Linked DNA regions of Homo sapiens: region 1 is linked to region 2. The links are chromatin loops, found by intact Hi-C in ENCODE. Cell type or tissue: spleen. All regions are shown on one strand. Each heading gives the region's core, and the rest is flanking DNA. Links, peaks and the distances in the headings are about the cores only. Region 1 has its middle 77 kb from the start of TRIM2. Region 2 overlaps FHDC1 (FH2 domain containing 1).

Region 1 (2,914 bases), core at 208-2,707, 170 kb after region 2:
TGGGAAGTTCACTGGAGCCCAGGAGTTTTATACCAGTCTGAGCAACATGGCAAAACCCCCATATCTACAAAAAATTTAAAAATTAGCTGGGCATGGTGTCTCGCATTTGTAGTCCCAGCTATTCGGGAGGCTGAAGTAGGAGGATCACTTGAGCCCAGAAATTCGAAGCTGCAGCAAACCATGATCATGCATCACTGCACTCCAGCCTGGGTGACAGAGCTAGACCCTGTCTCAACAAAAAGGCTGGGGAGACTCATTTAATTCAATACCTTAAGGTCCCCTAGGCCAGTAGATATCTGTATAGATAGAACTCCAAGGAGCTCAAAGCTTTTAACCTAATTGCTTCTAAATATACCTTTTGGAAAGGCATGCTGAAGTTAAATGTAATACTTTCAAACAGACCCTAAGAAAAAGCTGTGGCTGAATACTTCTCACACACGAATCTGATGGCTGTTTCCCGTTCTGGGTCTTTGCCCCAAATTCGCTAATGCCTCACTATAACTCATGCAGAGGAGCTTATTTTCCTAAGACTTCTTGCCTGTTGCTCTTCAGCACCGTTCACTCTCCTTTAGTCTGTTGGGGGACAGTTAACCCACCTTTCTGGGGCAGCCAGATCTACCTCTTTATAGGTTAAAAGCCCTGTTGTTTGCTGTAGAAAAGAAAATGCACAGGAGACCTCAGAAACTCATGTCAATATTAGGAGCTTGAAGACCCGTAAGTAAACAAGGGGGCTGGGTTTTCCTTTTGTGTGTTTGCTTTGAGTTGCCTGCTCTGAGATATTGCTATCTTTGCCTTTGCTGAGGAATATTTACTGCTTTCTTAAAAGCTGACCATGAAAGTGGCTATAACTAAGTTTTAAAAAGCTTTATCAGGCCAGGCGCCATGGCTCACGCCTGTAATCCCAGCACTTTGGGAGGCTGAGGTAGGCAGATCACTTGAGGTCAGGAGTTCGAGACCATCCTGGCCAACATGGAGCAACCCCATCTCTAGTAAAAATACAAAAACTTAGCTGGGCGTGGTGGTGCGCGCTTGTAATCTCAGCACTCGCGAGGCTGAGGCAGGAGAATCGCCTGAACCCGGGAGACGGAGGTTGCAGTGCAGCCGAGATTGCGCCACTGTACTCCAGCCTGGGCTACAGAGTAAGACTCTGTCTCAGAAAAAAAAAAAAAAAGCATTATCATTTGAGTGGAGCTATTCATGTGGATGAGATGCGTTTTTCACTGGTAATGAGAGCAAACAAAGTGAGGGGTGAGAATACGAGGCATTATTTGGGGGAATGCAGTGTCCCACCACGATCTTACAAAATGGAGCATCTATACTTTTGTCTCTACTATGTACTGGTTTTGGATTCAGCGATGCCCACCTGTATCTCATAACGGGAAAACACAACTCAGGCAGAATTGACTGTTGAATAAATAGGCATTACCCGGATGGAATTACACCAAGCAAACGATATCTGTTTTAAAAACAGCTGCTTTCCAGTTTGTTTTTTACAATGTAATATTCAGCCTGCCTGTGACCAGCTGTGGCTGAGTTGTAGGGTGTTCGTGGAGATTATGGGAGGCAGCGTTAAATGTTGCGTTTCTTTTGCTTTTTAAAATCCACCCTTTTGTTCTGTCCTCAGAGAGGAATGTGCATCTTTTGTTCTTAGCTACTCAGCTTCGGCCGGGTCTGGCGGCGCCTTTGAGTAACATGGGCAACGCGCGCCCTCTTCTGGACAATCCACTAATTGCAAATTCTGTAAAGCATTGGTCTGGTTATCAAGCGGGCCCTGAATTTGAATGTTCTTGGTAGAGAACACAAAAGAAATTATGACATGTTCCCTGCATTCAAAGGGCCTGCTTTTATGTTAGAAGATTAAACAGCTTGCTTTGGGATTTTCAGTGTGATTTGGAGAGACCAGAGAATATATTCTTTTAATCGTGTTTCTTAAAAAGGTATTTCTTTTATAGCCAAAATTTCATTTTAAAAATCTAACGATTTATTTTCTTTCTCTATTTGAATTATTTTTGAATTTATATGATTTAAACGGCTTCCTGGCCTGGCGCAATGGCTCTCACCTGTAATCCAAGCACTTTGGGAGGCTGAGGCAGAAGGATCGCTTGAGCCCAAGAGTTCCAGACCAGCCTGGGTAACATAGAGAGACCCTGTCTGTACAAAAAATACAAAAATTAGCCAGGCATGGCGGCCATTTCTCTAGTCCCAGCTACTCAGGAGGCTGAAGTGGGAGAGTCCCTTGAGCCTGGGAGTTCCAGGCTGCAGGGCACTGTGATCGCGCCCCTGCACCCCAGCTTGGACAACAGAGCAAGACCCTATCCCTAAAAAACAAACAAACAAAGCCTTCCTTTTAAAAGAGTAGAAACAAGATAAATAGCAAAGGTGTGTAGGACATTTGTTTTCAGTAAAGATAACTGGATCTTTAAAATCACTACATGAAGATCAATTATTCCATGTAAATCCCAAATAAAATCAATAATTTATCACAAAGTGCTTAGAGCAATATTCTCTACTCCCCTAAAGTCCTGTTTATCAAAAGTGAAACATTTATTTCAGTCTCTCCAGACTGAAGATTACAGAGCAAAATACTCTGTATTTACTTTTTTTTTTCACTCAGCCGAGAAGAGGGGAATAGAATCCCCATGGCCTTGCCATTCCCTTAACCTCACTTGTGGGACTGTTCAGTTTGTGGATCATCAGCAAATTTCTGGTCTATCACTCAGTAACATAAGACCTTGGGAAGATTACTTAAAGTTTGTAAATCTCAGTCTCACTATATGAAAAAGGGGGATAATAGTGGGGGGAATTAAATGAGCTAACCTGTGGTAGGTGCTGGGCCAGTGCCTTGCATTTAATAAATGTTCAATAAATGTTAGCCACCACCATCACCACCACCACTACCACCATCACCACAACT
Region 2 (2,914 bases), core at 234-2,733:
ACCTGGCCGCTCTCTCTCCCTCAGGTTTTCTCTTTGCACATTAAGTGTAATTAACCCAAGCCAAGATTAATTAGCAGCAGTTATTAATGTTAGTAGTAGAGTCTTGAAGTCTTAAAGGAAGGGCACATTAAATCATAATTTACCCTGGATTGTACATACTGAACAGTCCTTAATCTTTTCTGTAAAGGATAGGAGTTCCAAAATCTTTGTTAGGATAGATAGTTTTTAATTAATTTGAGTTTTAAAATGATGTACTTGCTCTTGAAACCTTATTCCTGCTTGGGCTGTTTTCAGGCCTCCTTTAGGACCTCTCTATACCCACTCCTAATTGACCTCATCGTGTTGTTAAGTGAGGATCAGATTTGACAGCGCATGTGAAAGTGCTCTGAAAAGCTTTAAATTGCTAACTAAATCAAAGTTAGGCACAAGGGAGGCTGCCAGCTCAGCTTCATGCAGTGGTGAGGTGGGAAACTGAATACAATTTTCTTAATATCTTCATTTCTCATTTAAAATTCAAAGGTGATTAGAAAATGCAAAGGGATTTTTCAAAGAAGCAAGTAAGCTGTCAAACCTCATATTTAAAAGAACTTTGTATTTTTGGGTTGTGTGGGGGTATAATTCAAAAGGAAGACTGTTGAGGGCAAAGTGATGAAAACCCATCCAGGCACTGCCTTGAATCCCCGAGACTCTGTCACCCCCAGTTAGCTAACCCGGGAGATGGGGTCCTGCTGAAATGAAAGTATTGGCCTGGGACCCTGAAGTGCCTTCCCAGCCACTGAACCAGGCAGCAGCTGTTTCTCCCCACAACCTCCTGCTGCGGGGTCATCCTCAGTCTGAATATCTGGCGTGCTTGGTCACACTTCGCCTCCTTGTTTACATTACTGACTCTGAGCTTCAGCTCACCACACCCTCCAAACTCAACTGGGAGTTTCCTTCAGCAGGAACACCCTGACAGTCCCCAGAGCCGGCAGGAGCCCCTTCCTAAACCCTCCCGGGTATCTGTGCTGTGGGAGGGGGTCTCGGGGAAAGCCGAAGCCGCTCCCTGACTGCTGCCCACTGTAAGGACAAACTTTTTTGTGTCCCCTGGCACCAGTCAGACCCAGGGCCAACCCTGGAGTCTTTGGGTCTCTGGATGGAGGTTGGAGGATGCGGAAGAGGCCAAGGAGGAGACAGGGCCAAATAAGAGAGGTTTAGGAATGTGGCAGAAATATGCTAATAAATTCGTAAGTGGACACATTACCACGTGGCTCTCAGCCTATGTGTAACGCTCTGTGCTCATTTTTAGCACAAGTAAGGACTAAACCTTTATTGAGTGCCCCCATGTACCAGGCACTGACTGGACAGGGCAGAATGAAGTGACTGAGCCTAGTGCCTGGCACATAAAAAAATCAATCATAGCTATGATTCTTTTGTGTATTTTTCATTTAATCCTTGCAGCAATGTTTTAAGACACTCCTTGTTTTACAAATGAGAAACTGAGGCTCACACAGGTTAGTTATACCTTGTCTGGTGTCACATGATTGCTGAGTGATACAGCAGCGGGGTGGACTTGAGCCCTGATTCCGCTGAGCCCAGTGTGGTTCTGCTGCACTCCACTGCCTGCCTTGGAGGAAGGAAGGGCAAAGGTTGTCAAAACCCCGCCTCGCGCTGCTGGCCTGCCAGCCTTTTCATCACCTCTGCTATCACAAAGTACTGGTGTGAATAAGTGTCACTTGAATAATACTGTAATCTTATCAGCATGCTGAAAGATATAAACGGAAACAGCCCTTTTCTCTCCTGCCTTCTCAGCTGACAAGCCGACCAAAGCCAAGGTTAATTCGTTGTTGAGAATTTCTCTGCCCTCTACCACAAATCTTTTATCTGGCATGTTTGTTCATCTTTCCTCTAATAGAGGTTCACACTTGCAGAGGAAGAAGGTGGGCCCAGAAATGAAACTCTGGGAGTGTGTTCTTGTCCAGCACGGAGTTCCCAAGCCAGGGAACACCCCCACCACGCCTGACCAGCCCTTCCTCTGTTGTGGGCTGGTGCTAGACGTGGTAGAAACTTTCTGTTCTCCTGAAGCAGTTTGAGTTGCCTCTGCTGGACATTTGTAGTATCTCTTTCCCACCTTCTTGGTTGACTCTGCTGCTGGGAAGGGAATGACAGGAAGCCCATGGGTCTTCTGTTGGGTGGGTGTGTTTGTGGGAAATCCTGCCATTTCAAGCCATGTGACTGGAATTAGATAGGATGAAGGAGGTGTGCCCTTTGGAGTGTGAGAGTCTCAAGGAGCCTGCTCTCACTGTTAGGACAGCAACCAGGCACAACCAGGGCCATAATGAGTGTCTCTTGGCTCAGCCCACAAAGTTATGCCTAACCATGTTTAATCAATGTTTTTTTTGGTAATGAGAATGCATAATAATTATAGGGTCTGTTCACCTTTCTTTTTTACTTCCCTGCCGCTGTGAAGATACAATAATCCCTCTTAAAGAACATAAATCTCATCTTGAAATTGAACAAAGAACTGTATACATGGCATTTAAATTAAATACGGTCTTTCCATCACCCTTCTCTTGAAATCCATACATTTTTTTTAGCTTTTTACATAAGTGAAGGAGATTAATCATTGTTCAGTTACAGTTTAGCACATGTTTAATAGAAACATTTACCGAGTTTACTTAGCATGACCTGTTCTTACACTTTAGACTGAAAACCATGCTGTGATTTTCAGAGGTTTCACACATGCTACATATATGGTCTTATACAACTTCCCTCTGCCCCTGCCCATATATAGTGAATTGTTCAACTCTAGCTCAGAAGGGATTAGAATTCATCGTGTAGGTTTCTCAGCACAGAAGCCAGGGACTGATTTGGGCTTAGCTAAACCAGAAGTGCCATGTGCCCTTAAATTTAATAAGGCTAAAAATGGTCAATTCAC

Evidence for each region. Peaks named below come from ENCODE experiments on the same cell type or tissue, not always from the same donor. Only the 100,000 strongest peaks of a DNase experiment are listed, where the experiment ranks them.
Region 1: it touches region 2 in a loop (2.3-fold over the local background); 2 of 110 quality-filtered maps call a loop at or near these places.

The regions. Positions count from the first base shown.
Region 1 is chr4:153,126,382-153,129,295 of GRCh38, forward strand. No RefSeq gene overlaps it. Among named protein-coding and RNA genes, the nearest start is that of TRIM2, 77 kb to the right of the region's middle. In spleen, for the core only: CTCF peaks have their summits at 1,746 (motif pointing left) and 1,950; a DNase peak (open chromatin) is centred at 1,690.
Region 2 is chr4:152,955,938-152,958,851 of GRCh38, forward strand. All of the region lies in intron 4 of FHDC1 (FH2 domain containing 1), which reads left to right. Among named protein-coding and RNA genes, the nearest start is that of FHDC1, 21 kb to the left of the region's middle. RefSeq lists an enhancer at 474-1,293. In spleen, for the core only: no CTCF peak of the experiment used is centred there; a DNase peak (open chromatin) is centred at 1,634; H3K27ac peaks cover 2,100 bases.